2 separate regions of the Homo sapiens genome follow, and region 1 is linked to region 2. Evidence: read pairs that join two places in POLR2A ChIA-PET (ENCODE). Cell type or tissue: IMR-90. All regions are shown on one strand. Links, peaks and the distances in the headings refer to the core of each region. The heading gives the core; the rest is flanking DNA.

Region 1 (12,572 bases), core at 2,492-10,491, 74 kb after region 2:
GATGGTGACAGCAGTACCAGTAGCAGCAGGAGCAGGTAACATTCAGAGTTGAGATATGCTACACCCTGCTCTAAATGCTTTACGCATATCAAGTACCCTCATTCTCACGAGGAGTCTAGGAGGTGGATATGATCAGTCAAGGACATGGAGGCACAGAGAGATGGAGCAACTCCACAGCTAGCAAAGCTGGGACTCAAAGCCAGGCAGTCTGGATGCAGGGCCAGTGCTCCAGCCACTGCCCCCTACTGCTGGCTGATGGTGGGATCCAGAGCACAGGTGATGGACTGGCCTGAGAGGAGGAGGGAAAGCTCATTAAACCTCTGAATCAGTTTGTTGCTGTATTAACACTTTCCCACAAACGTAAAAGCTCAAAACCACCATCATTGATTACCTCACGGTGGTGTAGGTCAGAAGCCTGAGCAGGCTCAACTGGGCTCTCGACTTTGCATCTCAGAAGCCCCAACCCAAGGTGTCAATAGAGGTGGGCTTCCATCTGGAGGCTCTGGGGAAGAATATGCATCCAGAATCATTGAGGGTGGCAGAATTCATTTACTTTCGGCTGTAGGACTGAGAGCTCCATTTCCTTGCTGGCTGTTAGTCAGGAACCTTTGATGAGAGTCTGCTGCATCCCTCACCATGTGGGCCCATTCAACTTTAAGGCCAGTGATGATGTGTGGAATCTTTCACAGGCTTGGACTCTCTTACTTTCTCTTTGATTATTAGCCATAGACCACTCTGGAGTTCCATACGGCTCTCATGATTTGGTTAGGAACACCCAGATGGTCTCCCTCTCCTTGTGCTTGTAACATAATCCAGTCACAGGAGTAAAATGCATCCTATTAACAGTACTGAAGATTAGGGGGAGAGATCATGGGTCATTTTAGAATTTTGCCTAACTTGCACACCATGATGGTGAGATGGTAGGATGCATTAGTAAGGGGAGGTCTGAGGGCTGATATTGTCTTCCTGGATAGGAGTAGAAAATGCAGAACCTGAAGGAAATGCCTGAGAATGAAGGTTTAAATAGATGACTAACAAGCTTTTGGTTTGCTAGTCAGCATGCTGGGGTCAGTTCTTAAATTTGAGTTTGGAGATAATGAATTTGTGGGGACATCAATCCACATGGGCATGTGTTTTCCCCGTGTAGTCTGTATATACAAGCAGAAGTGAAAGATTTTAATTGAAGTTTCTTTTGGGAAAGCTGGACAAAAGGATGACAGGTCAGAGGAGATGACAGGCTGAAGTGATGTTCCCCAGAATCTAGGCCAGAAACAGACAAGACAGAGAAAACCAGTGAGAGAGAAGGGATAGCAATTTACTTGCAAGGGCTGCAGGGGTGGACGGCTGGATTCCAGTTAAAGCAGGAAGTGGAAGAACGCTTCAGTAAGAGGGTAGAGATCTAGAGCACAGGTTCTCCAAGTGGGGTTCCTGAACCAACAGTGTCCACATCACTTGTTAGCAAGGCAGATTCCCAGGTTCACCCCAGACCTAGGAAATGGAAAATTCTGGTAGTTTTTGAATGGAGCACAGGAATCTGCATCTTTAGTTGATTTGGATGCCTCGAAGGCTTGAGAATTATTGATGCAGCATTTCTCGTGTTGTGTAAGAATGCTTTTTATCATGAATGGGATTGCGGAGGGACAGTAGCCAATTCCTGGAAGAAGAGGACCAGCTCTACCTGGGTGGGAAATGCTGAGCATATGGCAGAGGACAGATGGCCTGTGTTCTGCATGACAAGGGTAAGTGTAAGGCAAGGCTGAATCACTGGACTTACAGTTTTCAGAAATAGTAAGTCCTGGCCATCCCATTCTTGATTGTGTTCGTGAGGTTGTATTCCAAGGCCAAGAATAGTAGCATTGACTGATGAGAGTTGGAGAAGGGTCAGTCTGGGCCTGGCTTGGCTGTTCCTTAAAAAGGAGGGAATCCAAACCCCAGGAAAAGTGGCAGAAAATGGGAGTGAGTTTCTGGGACCCTGACTGAGTGCCTAAAGCAGCAAGAGACCAGTGTTGGCCACAGAGGGACACGCTTGCCTATGAGCAAGATCCAGCTTCACTTTGGCTCAGCAAACGATGGACTTCCTCTCCTCTAGCTGCAGGAACACCTTGGCCTCCTGAGATGCCTCTACTGTGGCCTAGTCTCAGCTACAGGAGCATGTGTGGGCTGTGGTCAGGCAACAGGAAGAGGAAGAAAGGGAGAGAGATTTTGGGATGTGGGTACCTGACCCAGTATGGAAATCCCTGTATATTCTTAAACTTTTTCTGAGTCACTCTGTGAAAATTGTGGGACTTTGGCAGTAGAAAGCAAGAGAATTAGAATGCAGCCATACAAGGTTTTTCATTGTTTTAAGAACTCCCTAGCCCCCAAATCAACAAACCATGTCGGGTAAATATAAATGCACACTGCTGATATGGCAGTAAAGCCAAATGTACTTGATATATAAAAACAGTGGGCCCACCCTATCAGCAGGTTCTACATTCGTGAATTCATCAAACTACAGATAGAAAATATTCAAAAAAATAAATGGATGGTTCTGTCTCTATGGAACATGTGCAGACTCTCTTTCTTGCCCTTATTCCCTAAACAATACATTATAACAACTATTTACATTGTATTAGGTGTTAGAAGTGATCTACAGATGAATTAAAGTATATGGGAAGATGTGTGTAGGGAACAGGCAAATAGCACGCCATTTAATATAAGGGACTTGGGCATCCACGGATTTTGGTATCTGTGAGGGATTGAGGGAGTTGGTCCTGGATCCAACCCCCTCAGATACTGACCACTGTAAGGTTCATACTTCTAAGTTTAAAATGTAACTATGTGTGAGTGAATGTGGATAGCATTTGCTAAGAAAAGCCCTGTACTTACTTGTGATATATAAAATATTCACAAGAAACTAGTACCACTGGTAGACATTGGGGAAGGTAACTGGAGTGGAAAGGAAGAAAGTAGAGTTTTCATGATTAAATATTATGTACCTTTTAAATTTGTATTAGGTATTATTTGTACTTATGTATTATTCATAAATAAATACATTCCATTTAAAAAATAAATAATGAGCTTTTATTATTCTCAACAACAGAGAAGACTCCAGCCTGATGTCTATGGGACCTGAGTCCACACTGTGGAGGGCACAAGCTGTGGGAGGGCCTGGAAGACACGCCTCAGAGATTCTCCCAGTCCTGCCACCCTGTGGGAGACACTTCAAAGGAATCGTAAACTCATGTGACCAGCAGGGAGGACAACGATGAAGAAACTTTCCTGCCTAAAATCAGCTGCTGTCCAGAGCTAGCACCTGGAAGGAGACACTCCCTCTCCTGGGGTCACATCTTCACTGCAAGGCGGGTGGGAGCTCACTGCTGTGACCCACATATACTCCTCTCTCGGCGTCTCTATCCTGCTGCTTTCTCTGACTGCATCTTCCTCTGTTCCTTGGTCAGTGTTTGAGAAGAGAATGTTGAACAAGTCACATCCTTGTCACTCTGAGTCAGAACCCTCATTTGACTTGGAAGATTTGTGCTTCCGTTTTTTCTTCTTTTTCTTTTCTTTCTTCCTTTTCTTATGCTTTTCTTTCTTCTTCTTTTTCTTGTGTTTCTCTTTACCTTCAGAGGAACTGGAGCTGCTCCTATCTTCATCTGAGGTAGAATCCTCCAGTAACTGTTTTAACTGCTGTATCCTAAACATTCAAAATTGATCAAAGAACAGTGAGTTTTAGCTTTAACTTACAACAGTTGCTTAGATAAATATGTCATTCAAAAGCAGTATAGGATGATGAATAACCATGTCACAAAGACAGTATTTTTATTTTTACCTGTTTTCTCATTCTTCTCCACCTGAATGCCTACTTTACGTGACTGAAACCAGTGTACAAGCCACTTTGTATTCTTTTTATTGTCCTAGACATTTCTGCATGTTTCCACAGTCCTTACAATTGTAATTTCTAACAGACGCATACTTTACTAAACCATTCCCCTACTGCTCAATTTCTTAATCTACATCTTTAACAGTTATAATGCCACCAATTTGAAAAAACAAACCCTCCAATTTTTTCCACCTCTCTCTAATCATGTCTAATTTTTTTCTTTTTTTTTTAGAGACAGGGTCTTCCTCTGTCACCTAGGCTGGAGTGCAGTGGTGCAATCATGGCTTACTGCAGCCTCAACCTACTGGGGTCAAGTAGATCCTCCCACCTCATCCTCCCGAGTGGCTGGAACTACAGGTGCGTGCTGCCATACTTGGCTACTTTTTATATTTTTTTGTAAAGATGGGGTTTTGCTGTATGGCCCAGGCTGGTCTCAAACGCCTGGACTTCAGCGATCCGCTGGCCTCGGCCTCCCAAAGTGTTAGGATTACAGGTGTGAGCCACTGAGCCTGGCCTAAGTATAATTTTTAACAAAAGCTCACATCCCTAAAGACTCTGGAGAAGATAAACTGAATCACATGAAAATATCAATTATACTGTACAAGTAGACAGCACAACATGGGTTGCCAACATCAACTGCAGTGGCCAGAGAGCTGGACCAAGCCCATGGCTTTAAGTTAACCCAAGGAGGAGGAGGCTGGCCTGCTCATTCCCCAACACTGGCCTTTTCAGCCATGACTCCTGCACTCCACATATTTTCACAATTGAAGTACCATGTTTACTGCACCATTCCTCTAACACTAGAGTGGTTTTCTCCAACTTTATATAATTTTAAAACTTTAAGGGGATATTGTTATCATCAGGACGACCTCACCTTACGTCCTTTTCATGTCGTTTATTGTCTCGTATGATGTCATACATGGGATCTTCATGTGCCTTAAGGGTCAGAGAAGGTTAAGGTTTGGTTAGGCTTCATGGATCACAAGTTAAATACAATGAAATGCCTATGTTATGAAAACCAGTTTATTTTTTTTTTTACTGTTTGATGTAGCTGCATGTTCAACATGTTCTAGGTCACATCACTGAAAACTCATTAAGGCTAAAAAATGGATTTTCCAATTAGAAAAATACAGGAAATGGCTACTCTCAGCACACTGTCTTTGGGGTAGCCCTGCTCTGCAGGAGCAATCACAGAGCTATAACACTGCCACCTCAAAAACAAAGAAAAATACAGGGAATAACTGTCATCTAAAGAAAAAATATACGGACACTTTAATCTTACAGTTTAAAGACATGTACTCTTTAAAGACCGGGAAATTAAATCCCTGATTTCAGTCATGAAACATGACTTTTTTACACAGTAAATTTTAAAAAGTGCGGTTGAATAGATAACAATGTCTGTTTCAGAAAAAAAATCACTGTTCCAAGTTACAAACAAAGATCACTTTAATAAGAATTCCTTTTTTTTGTAAAAGAGCTAATTTGTCATACAAATGTAATTTAATAAGCATGTAGTTAACAGCACACACTTTGGTCAAAGGGCTTCTGGGAATGTATTTTATGTGACCATTCAAGTTCACTGGTGACTTTCTGCTTCACTGATTTTCACTATCTCTGATAAATGTAAATTGACACTCTTGGACTTTACTTACCACTCTGAACTGCTCTAACTTTTGGTTGCCTTTGATAAAGAAAGGGCATTCTTTGTCACCCGTTCGGTGACCATAGCGTTTGCAACGCCAACCTAAAAACGAAAAGAGAAATATTTCTGTAAGATAACAGTTTCACCTACTCAAGATAAAGAATCAGCAGAATATATTCAAGTTTTTCTTCATTAAACTCTAATTCTAAAACAAAATATAATTATGGACAAGCCATGTAAGATCCCAGAAACAGAGGTAAACTAATTGCTTCCCCAAGCATCCTTTAGTCTTATACCTTTAGGAATAATATTCTATCACCAAGTATTTATGAAGCAATCCAATGGAGAATTACTTCAAAAGGTGAATTTTTTTTTTTGAGATGGAGTCCTGCTCTGTCGCTCAGGCTGGAGTGCAGTGGCGTGATCTCAGCTCACTGCAACCTCTGCCTCCTGGGTTCAAGATATTCTTCTATTTCAGCCTCCTGGGTAGCTGGGATTACAGGTGCGTACCACCACACCCAGCTAATTTTTGTATTTTTAGCAGAGATGGGGTTTTGCCATGTTGCCCAGGCTGGTCTTCAACTCCTGACCTCAGGTGATCCGCCCGCCTCAGCCTCCCAAAGTGCTGGGATTACAGGCGTGAGCCACCACGCCCGGCCCAAAAGGTACATTTTTTTTAAAGTGTGTTTCAGTATATTTTTCAGAGTAAATGTTTTCATAAAGTATCTCTGCTTCTCATTTACTATTTTAGACACTATAAAAGCTTCTTTCTCAGGTTGAGTCTGTTCAAAACTCTCACTTTTAAGTAAATAAAATCACAAGTTCTCTTAGAATATTAATGGTGGCTGGGCACAGTGGCTCCTACCTGTAATCCTAGCACTTTGGGAGGCAGAGGCGGGTAGATCGCTTGAGGCCAGGAGTTCGAGACTAGCTTAGGCAACATGGTGAAACCCTATCTCTACAAAAGTACAAAAAAATTAGCTAAGCCTGGTGGCGCATGCCTGTAGTCCCAGCTATCTCAGAGGCTGATGTGAGATCACCTGATTCTGGGAGGTTGAGGCTGCAGTAAGTTGTGATCACACCACTGCACTCCAGCCCGGGTGACAGAGTGAGACCCTGTTTTCCTGACCCTGGTAGAAGGTTGTTTAATGTGTGGAAAAGGTAAAACAGAGGGTCTCTGGCCAGGGAGACCAGGGAGACATCAGGTAGGTCTGAAGGAAGCTGCTGCAATAGCCACAAAGGGTCACACGAATGAATGAAAAGCAGATGGACACATTTCCAGACTCCCTCCACTCGGCTCCCAGAACACTCATAGTATGGCTTTCCCTCCACGTGGGAGCCTTCTCTGGGAAAATATAACCCACCCAAAGAAGAAAAACCGATAGATACTGAACTCTGAGGCACGTTGTCTTTGCTTTTAACAAATAATCAAGGCAATGAAGCATTCCCATCAAAATTCTCAAGGAAACTGATTTTTAAATTAGAATTCAATATCCTGGTAGTTAAAAATCTGTTAAAGACGATTCCAGAAAAGTAAAGGTCTTAACATTTTTATCTTCTATAAACCCATTTTGAAGGTAACAGCCATAGGATTTGTTACACCATAAGGAGAGAATATGATAATAAAGAAGACTCAAGACACAGGAAAATGGGTGATCCAACACGGGAGAGAGGCTAAGGGGACCTGCAGAAAGATGGTGTCTTAGTCAGCTCGGGCTGACATAACAAAATGCCGTATTCTGGGTGGCCTAAACAACAGAAACTGGTTTTCTCATTCATTCTGTAGGTTGGAAATCTGAGATCAGGGTCCCAGCAAGGTGGGTTTGTGGTGAGAGCTTTCTTCCTGGCTTAAGATGACAGCCCTCTTTCTTCTTCACATGGCACGGTGGTGGGGGGTGGGGTGGATGCTTCCTTATCTAGAAGATGGAGAACGTGCCTTGGCTGTAAGAGGGCTGTGATGAGAACAAGTTAAATAAAAGAAGTAAACACTCTTTGTAAATTGAGGCATGTAAGTTGCATGGATTAGGGAAACTCTCCCACACTCACACTGCATAACTTTGACTTCTTTCCCCAGTGGCATCCAAAGTCCTTTAGTTGGTGCATGAGCCAGAAATTCCCTGGCGTGTTCATTGCCTGGTACATCTGGTATGCAATCTTCTGGCTTAGTCTCATCTTCCTAAAAAAGGGAACAGGTATAAACAGCATGGCAAGAGCGCTGGGATTCTCTCCTGCTCCCCTTGGAGCCACCCTTGCCTGGCTTTTTCCTGGGCTTCCGGTGCCAACATCATCTTAGTTACCCCTCAAAACTAGAAAAAAAGACAAGTTACACCTGATTGAAAAAACAGGAAACAAATGTACCAGAAGAACTATACCAAAAACAATGTAGCTGTTCTTAGAGAAAAGTTACTGGTGAAGCAGAAAAATCTGTCCTTATATAGCAATGACTGGGGAGCTCCAAATAAGATTCTGAGATTAAAAAAAAAAAGTTTCACTACCTCAAAATATAGAATTAAAGTAAACCAGGCTTCCTGGAATAATAGAAATGGCCTGTTATGCTAGAATAGTTTATTATACCCTGAAGGCCCTGTCATGTTTTACAGTCACACACATGCTATATCTCTGATGTACATTTTTACCACTCAATAACTGCATTTACAATTAATGTGTTTTCAAACTTTTGGATTTTTTTCAAGTTTCTATGAATATTAAATTTACAATAGACTCATGTTTTTAAAGAATATTTCTTCGCTGAGAGTTATGAAACAGCAAGTTTTCTTGGCCGTGGCCTGCCACTCTAAGTCTCCCTCGTGCACACACACCCTGGCACCTTGGCCAGGGAGCTGCAGGAGGGATGCCTGTACCAGGGAGCGGGACTGGATAGCTGTCAGATCTCCTCAGAGTTTACTGCTCTCTGAGCTGCTGAGCTCAAGAAACCAGCAGAGGATGGACCGAGGGGCTGAGCCGGGTGAGGCCGACAAGGAAAAGGAGCTTAGAGATGCCATCCCCAGCAAGAGAGAAGAGGGGCATGGCCAAGGAATCCACGTGGGCCTGCACTGGTTCTTCAGGGAAGGGAAACATGGCTGATGAAATTTCTGCAAAGGCAGAGGCTTGTGACAAAACTAAAAATTATGACCCCTCATTCATCTGCAGGAAAAGAAACAGGCTTTTGGTAAAAGGAGATTTAACATCATGCAATTATTTTTCATAACAAGTTACTGAGTCTACAAGTATGTCTTGTGGAATAACCAAGAGTACAAACTTCACACTAACCTTGATAAGCCCAGGAGGAGGTTTTTCGTAACTGGAAAACAAAAAACAAAACCTTATCAACCATGTTAATGTAAACATAACACATCAAGTTACTGCAAAAAAGGGGCTATAGGATTTTTAATCAGAGATTTTAGCAACAATAAGCTTTTATCACTGGTTTGCAGACAAGCAATCACCTGAGAAGAGCAGAATGCTTCTCCTCCCTGTGCTGAGCGGCACCTGCCATCTAAGACTGGCCAGGCCTTCCTTATTTCCATCCAGGGACTGAACCCAGAGGAGACCCAGAATGCTGAGCACGCAAGTCTCCAGATGGGACAGGCAGCAAGATGGGAAGGAAATTCTGAAGGCGAGGTGTTTGTGCACTCAAAGAGCAACTCTCAGGCTCCTAAAGCAATTTGTACCTCCTCCCAAAAGAGTAATATGCAAATATTTTTAGCTCAGGTCTGTCCCTTGACCCTTTAAACCTTTAGGGAAGTATTTTTTTTTTTTTTGAGACAGGGTCTTGTCGTGTTGCCTAGGCTGGTCTCAAACCCCTGGCCTCAAGCAATCCTCCCACCTCAGCCTCCTGAGTAGCTGGGACTACAGTTGTGTACCATGGCACCATGACACCTGGCTCTCTTATTTTAATACTTCAGAATGGCTGCAACATAGAGAAACACTTAATGATTTAATGTTTTCTTCATTCGGACTCTCGTCTTATGCATAGTTTAAGGGACCCTTTAGAAGACAATGAATATTGGAAAAGGGAGTCAAGAATAGACAAAGGGAAAAGTGAAAAAATTTTCATTTGGCCAGGCGTGGTGGCTCGCGCCTGTAATCCCAGCACTTTGGGAGGCTGAGGCGGGCAGATCACTTGAGGTCAGGAATTCGAGACTAGCTTGGCCAACATGGTGAAACCCCGTCTCTACTAAAAATACAAAAATTAGCTGGGCGTGGTGGCGGGTGCCTGTAATCCCAGCTACTCAGGAGGCTGAGGCAGAAGAATTGCTTGAACCTGGGAGGCAGAAGTTGCAGTGAGCTGAGATCGCACCATTGCACTCCAGCCTGGGAGACAGAGTGAGACTCTGTCTTAAAAAAAAAAAAAAAAATTCATTCTCCCCTTCTATAAGATGTGGGAGAAAGCAACTTGATGGACAATGGATGAGAAATACTACTAATCCCAGATCTGTTCCCTCAAGATTAAATAGTAAACAACTGTGTATTAACAGGATTAGCTTTGTAAGTGTGGTACAGTGTTTTCCCAAAGTAGGTGCTTAAAATATTTCTAACAAAAAGCTGTGGCATGACATAGGCCTAATGGAGCAAAAACAATGGAAATCTGCACAACTTGTGAAGATGATAGTTTATCTGTAGCCATTCATTAGAAACATTAATGCTATACCTTATGCATAGAGACTAGAAGGAGCTTGACAGTAAAGTCTATAAATCCAAAAATCCAATAAATGAATCCTTTTGAGCCACAAGCATTATACAAAAAATATATGGCCAATCGAATTGAGATCCAAATTCTCAAAAAAAAGTAACTGTTCTTGCCAAGATGAAAATGAGTGTGATGCAATTGCACATTTGGAAATATAATATTATCAGCAATGGCATTCCCAAAGTCCATTTTACAAGTGGTTTCACAAGTTTAAAGAAGGGTGGTTCATGTTGTTTCCCGGGGCTGAACAATTCATTAATGTAGTATACTCAAAAATATATTTCTGAAAGTAGTATTTAACTACTAAATACAGATTAGAAAACTGAAGTATGTTCACGCACAGTTTAGGTTCTACAGTGTGACAGTTAAGAGGTATGCATTTATCTTTGCAGTCACTGTCACCCAAGCTGGAGTGCAGTGGCGTGATCACAGCTCACTGCAGCCTTGAACTCCTGGGTTCAAGCAATCCTCCTGTCTTGGCCTCCCAAAGTACTGGGATTGTATACATGATCCACCGTGTCCAGCTGCAGTTAATTCTCAAGATAAAAAAAAGTTGATTGAGATGCATTATTTTGTGCCATCTGAAAAGCCTTACTTAGTCATTCAGACTGTACTAACTTTCTCTGAGTAGGAAGAAGACCAGTTATGTCTGAGACACGCTGTCTTCTCAAGTGTGTACAGAGTAAGAAATCTTTTGTTAAGTGTTTCAAATTACTCTTTCTGTTGACTGTTGAGATGGGTTTTCTTTGAGAAGAGTCCCTAATGCAAGTGTACTCCATTCCACACAATTGTTCCTGCAGCTGCATCCAAGGGGCTGCGTGGCAGAGGTGAAACTGCCACATACACCCAGAAGGTCCACTCTGTTATGCCTGGCAGCCCAGGAGCTATTAAGTGACAGAGAGTGTTGGAGCAGGTGGAAGCCTCGGATGCCCTCAGGGGCCTGGCAGGCAGGGTCACCGAGGGAAAACTGTGGTGGAGACTCAGGAGACTCCATCACATCAGGGATGAAAAGATTTGAATTCAATTTATAAAAGAGCACTGTGGGGCTTCCCATTTAACATGGCCAACTGACCAACATGCTTATCTATCTCCTTCCCCAGATGCTTTAAAAATGACAGTGAAAAAATAAAAAGGCCATAAAGATATCCCAAAAGGAGGCAACATCAGAGGAAGTTTTCAACAAATTTGGGAAAGTGGAAATAGCAATGGATTTCCTGGGGTGGAAGAAGTAACACTTTTCAGAAGATGAGGCTTCCTTCCTATAGCCAGGAGGCTGCCTGCCCAACACTTGAAGGAGGCTGCAGGGTTAGCCTCTCCAATTCAGCAACACTGGCAGCCAGGCAGAGATCCCTGGCCCCCAGGCAGAGGACTCAAGACCCTTCTCTAGAGGAACTTAGGAGCCCCAGAAAAAAATCTCCAACTACTGACATTTGGAAGTCTCTTGATAAAAAGGGTACCCTGCAGCATGAGCGCCCTATCATGAAGCTATCTGATCAACAAACAACACCTTCTCTCTTTTTTCTCTCCCACACACAGCTGCCCTTGACAAGAGCTGTATAGCGCCTACTCTTAAATGAGTTGAGGCCAGAGCAGCGGCTCATGCCTGTAATCCCAGCACTTTGGGAGGCTTAAGTGAGAGGATTCCTTGAAGCCAGGAGTTCGCGACCAGCCTGGGCAACATAGTAAGATTCCATCTCTAAAAAAAAAAGTGTAAAAAAACTAGCTAGGTGTCATGGTGTGCACCTGCAGTCCCAGCTACTCTGTAGGCTGATTCAGGGGGGATCACTTGAGCCCAGGAAGTCGAGGCTGTAGTGAGTTATAATCGTGCCACTGTGCTCCAGCCTGGGTGACAGAACGAGAGCTTGTCTCTAAAAAACACAAAACAAAACAAAATATGGTTGAGATTCAAGAATACCCAGATATTAGAGAAAAAAAAATTACTAAATGTAAGACAGCAATCAAAATAAAAAGCAAACAAGAAATAGAGGCAATGTAGGGAACAAAAGACAACAAAAAAGAAAAACGAGTGAGTATCCTCATAGATGAGTGAAGATATTTCACTTATGAAACAAGAACAGGATAATATAAAAAACAACTTGCAGAATGAGAAAAAGCTTTTTGATTTAGAAATATAACAAATATGTTTAGTAGAGAAAAAGATACATCTACAAAGTACAATGAAAATACAAAGACAGAAGAGATAGAGCAACAGAAAATCAACAGAAGGAAAAAACAAAATTGGGGAGAGGAAATAAGACATAAATTTATATATGTAGTTAATGCATTCATGACATGTCAAGAAAAAAAGAGTCAACTGCACAAACTGGGGAACAACACACACTGGGGCCCACTTGAGGGTGGAGGGCAGGCGGAGGGTG
Region 2 (12,572 bases), core at 3,029-11,028:
AGTTTTTATTTTGTTTCTAACCAAAATATCCTATTTTATGTTATTTTATGTATTTCATAATATACTGCCTTGATTAGAAAACGTTATTCAAATAATGTCAGTTCTAACTCACTTCTTTTTCCAACTATGAATGTTAAGGCTTCAAAGTTGCTGCATTAAAATATTTTAAAGTAAGTTTTAGGCTATGTGTGGTGGCTCATGCCTGTAATCCCAGCACTTTGGGAGGCCAAGGTGGGAGGATAACTTGTGGTCAGGAGTTCGAGACCAACCTGGCCAACATGGTGAAACCCTATCTCTACCAAAAATACAAAAATTAGCCGGGTGTGGTGGCAGACGCTTGTAATCCCAGCTACTCGAGAGGCTGAGGCAGAAGAATTGCTTGAACCCAGGAGACAGAGGTTACAATGTGCTGAGATTGTGCTACTGCACTCCAGCCTGGGCAACAGAGTGAGACTCCATCTCAAAAAAAAAAAAAAAAAAGAAGAAGTTTTACTACTTTTATTATTAGTCTATAGCTTGGGGAATGAAAGTTTAAGAAGGGCACATTGTTTTTAAAATATGGATATATTAACACTGAGAAGGATGGAGTCCCACAGTGGGCCTATCGGCTTGGCCTAATTTCTGGATATAGGATATATATTAAGTAACAATAAATAAATTTACATGATTAAAATATTTTCAGATTTTAAAATTATGAAGAACGATTTGATATTCTTACAGTTTCATCAAAATCCATAAAATTGGACACAACTTTGACATTGGGATGATAAACACCAGCTTGACGAATAACTTCCTCTAGTACATCGCCGATTCCAGCCGAAAATATGAACACGGGGATGCTATGTTGTTGGAGCTTATCAAAGAAATTCTCATATCCTTCTCTGTAAGATGGAGATAACAAACTGGTTATTAAAGAGCAAGATATAGTTCCTTTTTACTTAGAAGCTAAAAAAGTGAAATATTCCTAGTAATTCTATGGCTCACTCATATTCTCATTTCAATATACTGCCCAAGAGGGCTGTTATTGATATCTACAATACTACAAGTTTTTCAAACAACAGTTAACTCTTTACTTTCCCTTTAATCAATTCTAATACTACAAACTAGATGTCTTTAAGCTTTCACTGAATATGAATATAAACCTACAGTTCACAATTTATACCATTTAAAAAGAAATAGGCAGGCATAGCAGTGCATGCCTATAGTCCCAGCTATTTGGGAGGCTGAGGCTTGAGGATTGCTTGAGCCCAGGAGTTCTAGTCCACTCTGGGCAACATAGCGAGACCCTGTCTCTAAAATGAAATTTAAAAAGAGAAAACAATAGTTAAGCTACACCTTGAAAACCCCACTTAGGGGTTAAAACATGGATATATTAACACTGAGAAGGATGGAGTCCCATAGTGGGCCTATCAACTTGGCCTAACTTAATGGATATATATTGACCAACAACAAATACATTTACATGATTAAAATATTTTCAGATTTTAAAATTATGAAGAATGACTTGATATTCTTACAGTTTCATCAAAATCCATAAAATTGAAAAGAAAAGCAGAGTGGCAGGAACTTAGATGTATTCTCGACATCTGGCATGTGTCTTTACTAAGATCTTAAGCCCTCTTCCCTTTTTTACCCTTCCTGGGCCATAGGTTAAAGAATGCTAATGTTGCCTACTAAGGAATGAAACACTTACTAGCTGTCCTCACACTTTTTCTGACAATTTATTGCTTTCCTTTTTAGAAGTAATCACCTTAAAATATAACATCATCATAAAAAAGTAACATCATCATATTTGCCTAATGAGTTGAAAATTTTACGAGGTAATAAACAGTATTAAACAGGCTCTTGGGCCGGGCGCAGTGGCTCACGCCTGTAACCCCAGCACTTTGGGAGGCGGAGATGCGCAGATCACAAGGTCAGGAGATCGAGACCATCCTGGCTAACTCGGTGAAACCCCGTCTCTACTAAAAATACAAAAAATTAGCCGGGCGTGGTGGCGGGCGCCTGAAGTCCTGGCTAGTCAGGAGACTGAGGCAGGAGAATGGCGTGAACCTGGGAGGCGGAGCTTACACCACTGCACTCCAGCCTGGGTGACAGAGCGAGACTCCATCTCAAAAAAAAAAGAAAAAAAAAAGCTTCTTGTATCTTATAACTCATGCATACATATATAATTATGTACTAAAACATACTAATCTTTCCTAGGAATAGTTTTCAAAGAAGTTCGAGAATTTAAAAAGTAGGCTTATGTAAATTTAGACATAGTATACTGCCAGGCATGGTGGCTCACACATATAATCCCAGCACTTTGGGATCGCTTGAGCTCAAGAGTTCAAGACCAGTCTGGGCAACATGGTGAAATCCCATCTTTACAAAAATATACAAAAATTAGCCAGGCATGGTGGTGCATGACTGTAGTCCCAGCTACTTGAGAGGCTGAGGCAAGGGGATCGCTTGAGCCCAGGAGGCAGAGGTTGAACTGAGGAAGAGATTATGTCACTACACTCTAACCTGGGCAACAGAGAGAGACCCTGTCTTTAAAAAAAAAAAAAAGTATACTTAAATCCCTTTTAACTTGATTTATACATTCCTTTCATATGTCTTTCCTAAGTATTTTGCTAAAAAATTTTTAAATGGCCTTGGTTCAAAAATTTTAAGTCTTGACATTTTTAATCTGGAGAAACAAAATACAAATTAGAATTTAAATCTCATAAGGCTCTTACTACCTACACCAAGATCTAATACGTCATTCTAAATTCCTTATCTTACCACTATGTATTTTGTGATAGGTGGCATATTTTGGATATGGTTATATAAGGAATATTCAATCTTATTTTTAAAAAGTACAACTGACTACATAAATAGCAATAATTCAAGTCTGTGAACAATAACAGCAAAAAACATCCAAGAAACTTACTTGAGCATAACGTCAGATTCTGCCACAATTTCTTTAAGTTTAGCTTTTGGTAAAGCTTGCTGAACAAGCAAACCATGTGATTTAGTATACCTGGAGTTTATGACCAAAGGAAAAAAGACTATCAATTAAGACAAACTAAAATTATTATCTTTATTACAAAACATTCTTCCATGTGAGAAAATCTGTTCCTCATATTTGGATTTAAATTTTAGAGATTGAAGTTCATCACTAATGAATGTATACCTCATGTCTCAAAATGTGATATGCATGTTCTTACTGAGTTTCCCAGTCCTCCCAAACCCAGACTTAGCTTAAATATGTTAGTAAGGTAATGAAAGGAAACTAGCTATAAACCTTTCCTAATTCTACACATAAAAACTCAACCCAACCTATGGAAGCATAATCCTTTCTCTGATTGCAGTAAAATGAATTAGAGCAACCCCATTTTTAAAATTTGTTTGTAGTTTGAATTTTCTACATACTGAAGATGCTACTTAGTGAACAAGAGAGAAAATCTTTGTTATGGCAAGTGTCATATACAGATTAGCCTGCTTTATGTAGAAAACACCTATAATCATAGCATCTCAGTATAAAGGGCCCTTAGACTCTCTAACCCATTACAATTATGCAAACAGCCACTAAAAACAGAAAGAAAGAAACGAAAAGAAAAAAAAGCCTAACTCTTCATCTGATACCTAAAAATACCCCTATAATATTCCTAAGTCACCTTCTTCCCTGCCTGGGTCAGCTTCTAACATGTCAGTAAGCTCATTCTCCCAGGGAAGCTTATTCCATTGCCAGAAAACTCTTAATTGCTAGACAGGCTTTTCATTTCTCATGCTGAAATCAATCTTCTTATATCTTCCAAGTCTAGTTCCAGTTCTGCTGCTACCAGTTTGTAGAGTTAAGTCTAATATCTTTTCAACATTTAGTACCACAAATACAGATGAAGTATGCAACTGTTACGTAACGGGACAATAAAGACAAATCATTCCTGGTCTCCTAAGATTTTAAAACAAGTTGTTCCTTCTCAAATCAAAGCATTTTCTATTCCTTGAAATGTTCGTCAAGTGGGAAGGCTCAAATTCCTCTGATCATTCTGGTGGACTACTCTGACTCCTTTTAAGTTTGTCATGATCTATTTTTTTTTTTTTTGGTCACTATTGTCATGGTTTCTCTTAACAGCATTCTTCCAGAATCCGACACAGTGCTTTCAGTGTGATCTGCCTGGAACACTGCATTTTGATTAATGCAACCAAAGGTCGATTTTTGGGTAACCATATCACCTGCTGGCTCTGAGTTCAGACTCAGTTTAAATCCTCATACCTTTTCTTTACACATTAAGCCACGTTTTGTTCATATACTTAAAAAAAAATTCTTGTTTTTAATTTGAGACTTAAATGCAGGACTTTTAATTTATTCCTACTGGACTTCACCTTAAATAAACAAAACAAAAGGATTCCTAAACTGTTAGAGAGATTAGATAATTAGAGCTCATTTTGTTATTCAATGCTCTAACTTGCATAATTTATTAATCTGTTTGTTTGCAATACAGGTAAAAAATAAGCCATCAGTTGTAACTGCAGTGTTGTTTTATTATTTTTTTTTAATCCTCCTACTGCCTAATATACACTTACCATTCCACCATATAAGGGTACTTCTCTTCTACAGTAAGAACAGGATCAACTTCAATAGCGTAATATTTTTCCTTTAGTTGCAATAACTAGGAAGATATGAATAACTTAATCATGAAGATTACTTGAAAATAAATCTGCTTGGTTTTATAGAAAGCAAAACAATGTAAACAAGTATTTTCAACAAACTGCTTTAAAAGTTGAGCTAATGCATCAATTGAAAAAATATTTGTTGATCTTAGTTGACATGTAATCAAATATACCTGCAAAAAGCTACCTTTCTTTTGTAAAGTACTTTCAGATGAGTAAAAACCAACAATAAAATTATCAGTACAAAAAACACTTTAGTTTTCATATAAAGGTATTAAATTTGATTCACATTTCAAATTGCATTTTGTTAAGATATACACAGACACATACATACTCAAGCGAAGTACTGAAGCAACTTCCTCATCAACTTAAAGGAGCAAAACCTATAGAAAACTGAAGTACTTTTGTTTTAAATCTCCAGTTAACGTTACAACACCAGAATACTTTGGTAATCATTTAAGAGTTTTAAATATAAGTTTTGTTGTCAAGTTACTGTGAATTTTTATCTTTAAAATATGTTTTGAATGTGTAATTCATACAGCAAACCTACTATTTACTGAGTGCTTACTATGTGCCAGGTATGGCTGTAAGCACTTTACATCCATTCTTACTTCTGTGAATGCACCTGAAGAAATTCTCAGGCAAAAAGGGTAATGAAGTCTTTGAGTGACTATAGATTGTTGTTAGTGTTTACCTTTTTTCTACATTCATCTGTAACCAGCTTACAGTTGTCAATGATATCTAAAGATAGAAAGCAAAATAAGCATTAAAAGAAATACTCTGATTTATGCTACCACTACTATGAATAATTTGCTATAAAGTAATGGCAAAAAACTCAATTACTTTTGCACCAACCCAATACTTTTAAGTAATGCCAAGTCAACTAGCATGGTTATTATAACTTTTGGTGTCAGTGGTATAATTCACATGACATTGTTAAAGAAGCTAATGGCTTAAAATCTGAGATTCAGTGACTGCTCGCTTACATCACTGAGATAGACAATTCAATATCTTCAAATACTATGAACTGTGTATTGATCACTTCCATTTTCTACTTTGTAATTAAATATAAGAAACACATATGGGAAATACATTTTTTTCGTAATAAAAAGATAATAAATGCTTAACGTAAACATCTGGAAAATCCAGACCACTGTAAAGAAGAAAACAAAAATTGAATGGTAAAAGGTTTTAGCATTCAATAATAAGTAATGAACAATATTTTAGTATATTTCCTTTCAGTCTTAAGATTTCATGTATATCAATTAGATAAGAGATCATACCAAATCTGTAATTTTGAATTTTCTTTTTCATTTCACATTGTAGTCTGCATTTTTCCATGTAATTAAAATTTCTGGTATGTGAGCAGAAAATAATTTATATCATTTCTGCAGCATTAAACTTTTTAGGTTGCTTCCAAGCATCTGCTATTAGTAATAATTTTATGTTGAGCTTAGTCACCATTATTTTTGTGAATAAAGTTTTTTAAAAACTGCATTTGAGATTATTAGAAATTCTCCAAAGAGGACTTAATAGGGCAAAGGATATGAAGATTTTTAGTGTTTTTTTTTTTTTTCGAGACAGGGTCTTGTTTTGTCATCCAGGCTGGAGTGCAGTGGTGCGATTATGGCTCACTATAGACTTGCCCTCCCAGGCTCAAGGACCCTCTCAGCCTCCCAAATGAGTAGCTGGGACCACAGGCATGCCACAATGCCCAGCTAATTTTTTATTTTTTGTAAGAAAAGGTCTTATTATGTTGCTCAGGCTGGTCTCAAACTCCTGGGCTCAAGTGATTATTCCACCTCCACCTCCCGAAGTGCTGGGATTACAGGCGTGAGCCACTGTGCCTGGCGATTTTTAGCATTTTTTTAATACAAGTTATCAAAATAATTTTTCTTTTCCTTTTTTACTTTTTTTTGAGATGAAGTTTCACTCTGTTGCCCAGGCTGGAGCGCAGTTGTGCAATCTTGGCTCACTGCAAACTCCACGTCCCGGGTTCAAGTGATTCTCCTGCCTCAGCCTCCTGAGTAGCTGGGATTACAGGTGCCCGCCACCATGCCCAGCTAATTTTTGTATTTTTAGTAGAGACAGGGTTTCATCATTTTGGTCAGGCTGGTCTTGAACTCCTGACTGCAAATGATCTGCCCGCCTCAGCTTCCCAAAATGCCGAGATTACAGGCATGAGTGACCGCACCCAGCCCCAAAATAATTTTTCAATTTACACATGTACTAAAAGCAAATGAGAGAGTTCATTTCACCGTTTCCCTGTCAGGTTGAAGAGTGTTATTTTAAAAACTCACAGCCAAGTTGGAAAACAAAAAAGACATTAAAATTTGGTAAAATTCCTAGAAAACAAAGTATTTGATAAATGGTGTTTCTTCAGGTTAACCCAAAGTTTACAACCTATTTAAATATTTCTTGAATAATGAATAGACCATATTTGGCAAGAAATATTTCAGGAGTCTCTGATTCCCTTTGCTACCAAAACCATACATGAAAATAACCATTTATATAATATGGGAAAAAAAACCTCAAAAATATAATAAGAAAAAGCAGGTCTCCTCACTGTCAATGTCCAAGAAGAATTTTAAAAACCCAGTTATCTCACAGGTAATATAAAGAGGATCTTAAAATAATGATGACATGCTTTTGTGAATTTGTTTACAAATATCACACTTACTATGACATGTTGGGCATCTTTTCCCTTTATATGAAAATCTACTGAGTGTCATATCAAAGTCCGTTATTATCTGTAAGAAAAGAGTGAAATGCATTATTGTAAACATAGCCCACATGGCCAGAATTTCTCTGTGCTACCCAAACACATACTTCATGCTTTCCTAGATGCATAGGACTGTGCTCAAGTCTCTGGTCCACACTGTTAACTTATTCTCTTTACATTGAATTTTCTCATGCGGTTCCTTTATAAAGTCCTGGGAATAATCTTAACTACAAGGTGCTACCTTGAGTGCCCTAGTGTTTTCACCAAATAAATCTGATTCGTAATTCAGCCATAAAAAACAAAGAGATGCTGTCATCTGCAGCAACATGGGCGAGCCTGGAGGTCATTATCTTAAGTGAAATAAGACAGGCACAGAAAGACAAATATTATATGTTCTTACTCATATGTGAAAACTTAAAAAGTTGATCTCATGGAAACAGAGAGTAGAAAGACGGTTACCAGAGGCTGGGAAGGGTGGGAGGGTTGGTGAGATAAAGAACAGCTGGTTAATGGTTATGAAAATACTGTTAGAAGGAATAAGTTCTAGTGTTTACACAGTGGAATGACTATAGTAAACAGTATTTTATTGTATATTTCAAAACAGCTAGAAGAAAAGATTTAGAATGTTCCCAAAACAAAGAATAAATATTAGAAGTGGCAGATATCCTAATTACCCTGATTTGATTATTGCACATTTTATATACATTTGAAAATATCACATGTACCGCATATATATATACAGTTATTATGTATCGACTTTAAAAATTGAAAAAATCCAGCCAGGCACGGTGGCTCATGCCTGGAATCCCAGCACTTTGGGAGGCCGAGGTGGGGAGATCACTCGAGGTCAGGAGTTTGAGATCAGCCTGGCCAAGATGGTAAAACCTTGTCTCTACTAAAAATACAAAAATAGCCAGGTGTGGTGGCATGTGCCTGTAATCCCAGCTACTCAGGAAGCTGAGGCAGGAGAATCACTTGAACCTGGGAGGCGCAGGTTGCAGTGAGCTAAGATCATGCCACTACACTCCAACCTGGGCGACAGAATAAGACTCCATCTCGAAAAAATAAAACAAAATTAAATAAATAAAAATAAATAAAAATTTGAAAAAATCTGATTAATTGGTATGGGAATTTGCAATTGCAGGTGATATGGCTACTCTTCTCACTAGAGATTTTCGACCAACTTGGTCAATGCACAAAAATGCAGTGGAAGCAATTCAACTATATGAAGCTCTTAGTTACTGATACCATTACATGCTGGATTTAACTTGCTTATTTAAACTATACCAATGAATGAATGCACATTGAAATAGCTGGCCAGCTCTTGAAACTTAGGAGACTGGGTTAAATATTATTTTTCAGAAATGTTTTAAAAAAGGAATAATTTTTTTTTTTACAGAATATCCAGATTGTTGATTTAATTTACATGTAACACATTCCTTTAAAACAGAGACAACTTTTTAAAAACTCAATTATCCCCTTAATAAGGCTGTATCTTAATCTGAACTACTATGATTAAAACATGAAAGAGCAGCATAAAACTAAACACTTTTAAATATTATCCTTAAAATGGTTTAATGCTTGTACACAGCATGAGTTAGCTTCTTACTTAAGACTAATAAAAACTTAAGAGTATTTCAGGATTATTAACTTTTGTTTTTCCAATAGGGTATTCTGTCTGTTTTAGAACAACTCAAGATATATATTTTCTGGATTTTATATTCCTAAAGGATAGGCAAAAACTGTCTACCTAAACTTGCTGTACTCAGATTTTATCAAACAGGAGATGAATGAGTCGGCTTTAACATTAAAAATAAAATAAGGCTGGGCCATGATGGCTCACGCCTGTAATCCCAGCACTTTGGGAGGCCGAGGTGGATGGATCACTTGAGGCCAGGAGTTTGAGACCAGCCTGGCCAACATGGCGAAACCCTGTCTCTACTAAAAATATAAAAATTAGCTGGGTGTGGTGGCAGGCACCTGTAATCCCAGCTGCTCTGGAAGCTGAGGAGGGAAAACTGCTTGAACCGGGAAGCAGAGGTTGCAGTGAGCTGAGATCGTGCCACTGCACTCCAGCCTGAGCAACAGAGTAATACTCAGTCTCAAAAAACAAAAAAATTAGCTGGTTGTGGTGGCTGGCACCTGTAATCCCAGCTGCTCGGGGAGGCGGAGGTACGAAAATCGCCTGAACCCAGGAGGAGCAGGTTGCAGTGAGCCAGGATTGCGCCACTGCACTCCAGGCTGGGCAACAGAGCGAGACTCCATCTCAAAAGAAAAAAAAAAAAAAAAAAAAGAAGCCTTTATTATTAAGCTTTTATTTTTGGAGTGCAGTGGCATGATCTCAACTCATTGCAAACTCCGCCTCCCGGGGTTAAGTGATTAGCCTGCCTCAGCCTCCCAAGTAGCTGGGATTACAGGCATGCGCCACCAGGCCCGGCTAATTTTTGTATTTTTTAGTAGAGACAGAGTTTCACCATGTTGGCCAGGCTGGTCTCGAACTCCTGACCTCAGCCTTGTCCACCCGCCTCGGCCTCCCAAAGTGCTAGGATTACAGGTGTGAGCCACTATGCCCGGCCATTTTTTTTTTTTTTTAAATAGAGATGGGGTCTCACTATGTTGCCCAGGCTGGTCTCGAACTCCTGGGCTCAAGTGATCCTCCTGCTTCAGTCTCCCAAAGTGCTGGAATTACAGGCATGAGCCAACACACACAGCCAAGGCTTCTTGATAATTATTCACCTGAAGTTTGGCAGCTCCTCCTTTGATAAGACCACAGATAATTTCTTCTACTCTTGTAGGGTTCTTGATTCGAACTGAACTTTTCTGGAATTCTGGCATCTAAAAGTAAAAGAAAATTAATTAATTAGTTTTCATTCTTCTTTCCCCAGGTTCCTTTGATACCAAGCAGAAACCTGTCTTATTTAAAGACATAAAAATATTAAGGCATTATTTTTAAAAAGCAAGCCACCACATCAAATTACCGTTTATTTATTTTGTTATTACTTTTTTAGAGATGAGGTCTTGTTTTGTCACCCCGGCTGGAGTGCAGTGGCACAATCCTAGCTCACCGTAGCCTCAAACTCCTGGGCTCAAATGATCCTCCCATCTCAGCCTCCTGAGTAGGTAGAAGGCATGCGCCATCATACCCAGCTAATTTTTAAAATTTTCTGTAGAAGTGAGTGAGGTCTTGCTTTGTTGCTCAGGCTGATCTTGAACTCCTGGCCTCAAGCAATCCTCCCATCTTGGCCTTCCAAAGTCCTGGGATTAAAAGTGTGGGACACCAAGCCCAGCTCCCACATTACCATTTATACACACAAAAATACTTAAAACTTATCAGTATTTTCCAGCTACAGAGTAAGATAAAACTACATTTGTGATTCAATTGCTTTATCAGAAAGTATATATCTTTTTCTAAGTATAAAAGCAATGCACGCTTACCACAGAAATAACAGTAAAAATATAAAAAAGACAATAAAAACTGCCTGGAGTTCAACTACGTGAAGATAAACAAGTAACATTTAAATTTATTTTCTATTAGTTTCATTTCTGTGATTTTCTATTAGTTTCATTTCTGGGTTGTGATGCAATCCAGAGAGCCCAGAAATCATATTTTAACCATGAATACCCCAGCAGCTACCCCTCGATTGATTAATTTTTCTAAAAATCTTAAGATGACTCCCGTTAAGCCTCCATTTTATATAATACAGTAACTAAACTTCCACCCTAATACTAATATAATACCTTCAGCATATCCCTCTGAAACATGCATATATACGCATATAGTTTTAGCTCATCCTCATTATATACTTTTGCATCTGGCTTTTATGAATTAATACATACATTTAGCTTGCCTACATATTTATATTTTAAAATGTTCCTGAGCAGAAAGGAAGCAATTATCACAATTATTCCCCCAAAAGTTTGTCTTTGTATAATTAAAATACATTTAAAATATTTTAAATTTGAAAAGCTGCTTCAAGATCTTTGCTCTTTTTATTGTACTATTTTCCAAATAATATACTGTTCTTGGCACACATTTTACAATAGATTTATTTCAAATGGAGATAACTGCCAAAAAGTATTGTGCCAGGCACAGTGGCACATGCCTGTAATCCCAGCTACTTGGAAGCTGACGATCACTGGAGCCCAGGAGTTTGAGACCAGCCTGGGCAACACAGCAAGACCCATCTTAAAAAATGGGTGTAGGCTGCTACTACAGAGTTATGAAGACTTTAGGGTTGCTCAACAATTTAATCTTAAGTATTATTTCTTGTTACTAGCTATTTTATCACAAATAGAATGAAACTGATTAGAGGAAAAATCAGTACAAGCTCTCATAGCACATGTACAATACAACTAGAAGGAGAAAATTATGCCTCATTTTATAGTCAGTTATACAGCATAGGCAATAATAGTACCTCAAATCCAAGTTCTATACTGGTTTGTACTGGATAATCTTTATTTATATGTTTTTATTCTGGGTATGTTATTAGTAATATTAACATAGTTCATGTGTGTCATGGACATGGTTACAAAAATTCCCTGGACCTTCTATCTTTGCTACAAGAGAATCTCACCACGTAAATCTATCAGATGCCGTGTTGTTCCTACATAATGGGCAAGAGTAGAAAAATCAGAAAAAGGATGGACTGTCTTCCAAAGACTGGAAGATGATAACGAAAGTGTAGAGGAAAGAGGCCGGGCACAGTGGCTCACGCCTGTAATCCCAGCACTTCAGGAGGTCGAGGTGGGCAGATCACGAGGTCAGGAGATCGAGACCATCCTGGCTAACATGGTGAAATACTGTCTCTACTGAAAACATAAAAAATTAGCTGGGCGTGGTGGCGGGTGCCTGTAGTCCCAGCTAGTTGGGAGGCTGAGGCAGGAGAATGGCGTAAACCCGGGAGGCAGAGCTTGAAAAAAAAAAGAAAGTGTAGAGAAAAGACAAATGCTAACATTAAAATTTTCTCCATGGATGAAAGATCTACCACCTACAATATATTTAATTTTAAAAAGCCATATTTAAGTAGGATGACCTGCAATGCAACTAACCTTGATGTAGTAATCCTTTTAACTCAACTGGATGAGTTTCAATGGCTTAAAGGTTATCTATGTATTTTATAGTGATTTTTCAATAGATGGAAAGGCAGATAGGCACTGGTTCCTATTTTTTTTTTTCATACATTAACCCATTCACTCGCCTAACCAATATTTA

The links. ChIA-PET counts read pairs that join two places held together with the same protein. Peaks named below come from ENCODE experiments on the same cell type or tissue, not always from the same donor. Only the 100,000 strongest peaks of a DNase experiment are listed, where the experiment ranks them.
Region 1: POLR2A ChIA-PET joins it to region 2 with 6 read pairs; 4 of 35 experiments call an interaction of 5 or more read pairs at or near these places.

Annotation. Positions count from the first base shown.
Region 1 is chr7:33,091,757-33,104,328 of GRCh38, forward strand. It overlaps RP9 (RP9 pre-mRNA splicing factor), which reads right to left. Exons shown (of 6, transcript NM_203288.2): 2 at 8,775-8,805; 3 at 7,551-7,680; 4 at 5,515-5,606; 5 at 4,737-4,798; 6 at 3,041-3,676. The coding sequence ends at 3,478. It overlaps LOC124901610 (a long non-coding RNA gene), which reads left to right. Exons shown (of 4, transcript XR_007060279.1): 4 at 3,083-3,643. Among named protein-coding and RNA genes, the nearest start is that of RP9, 11 kb to the right of the region's middle. In IMR-90, for the core only: no CTCF peak of the experiment used is centred there; no DNase peak of the experiment used is centred there.
Region 2 is chr7:33,016,721-33,029,292 of GRCh38, forward strand. It overlaps NT5C3A (5'-nucleotidase, cytosolic IIIA), which reads right to left. Exons shown (of 9, transcript NM_001002010.5): 2 at 10,097-10,195; 3 at 7,319-7,388; 4 at 5,333-5,379; 5 at 4,552-4,637; 6 at 2,915-3,004; 7 at 719-881. Among named protein-coding and RNA genes, the nearest start is that of NT5C3A, 40 kb to the right of the region's middle. In IMR-90, for the core only: no CTCF peak of the experiment used is centred there; a DNase peak (open chromatin) is centred at 7,811; H3K27ac peaks cover 543 bases.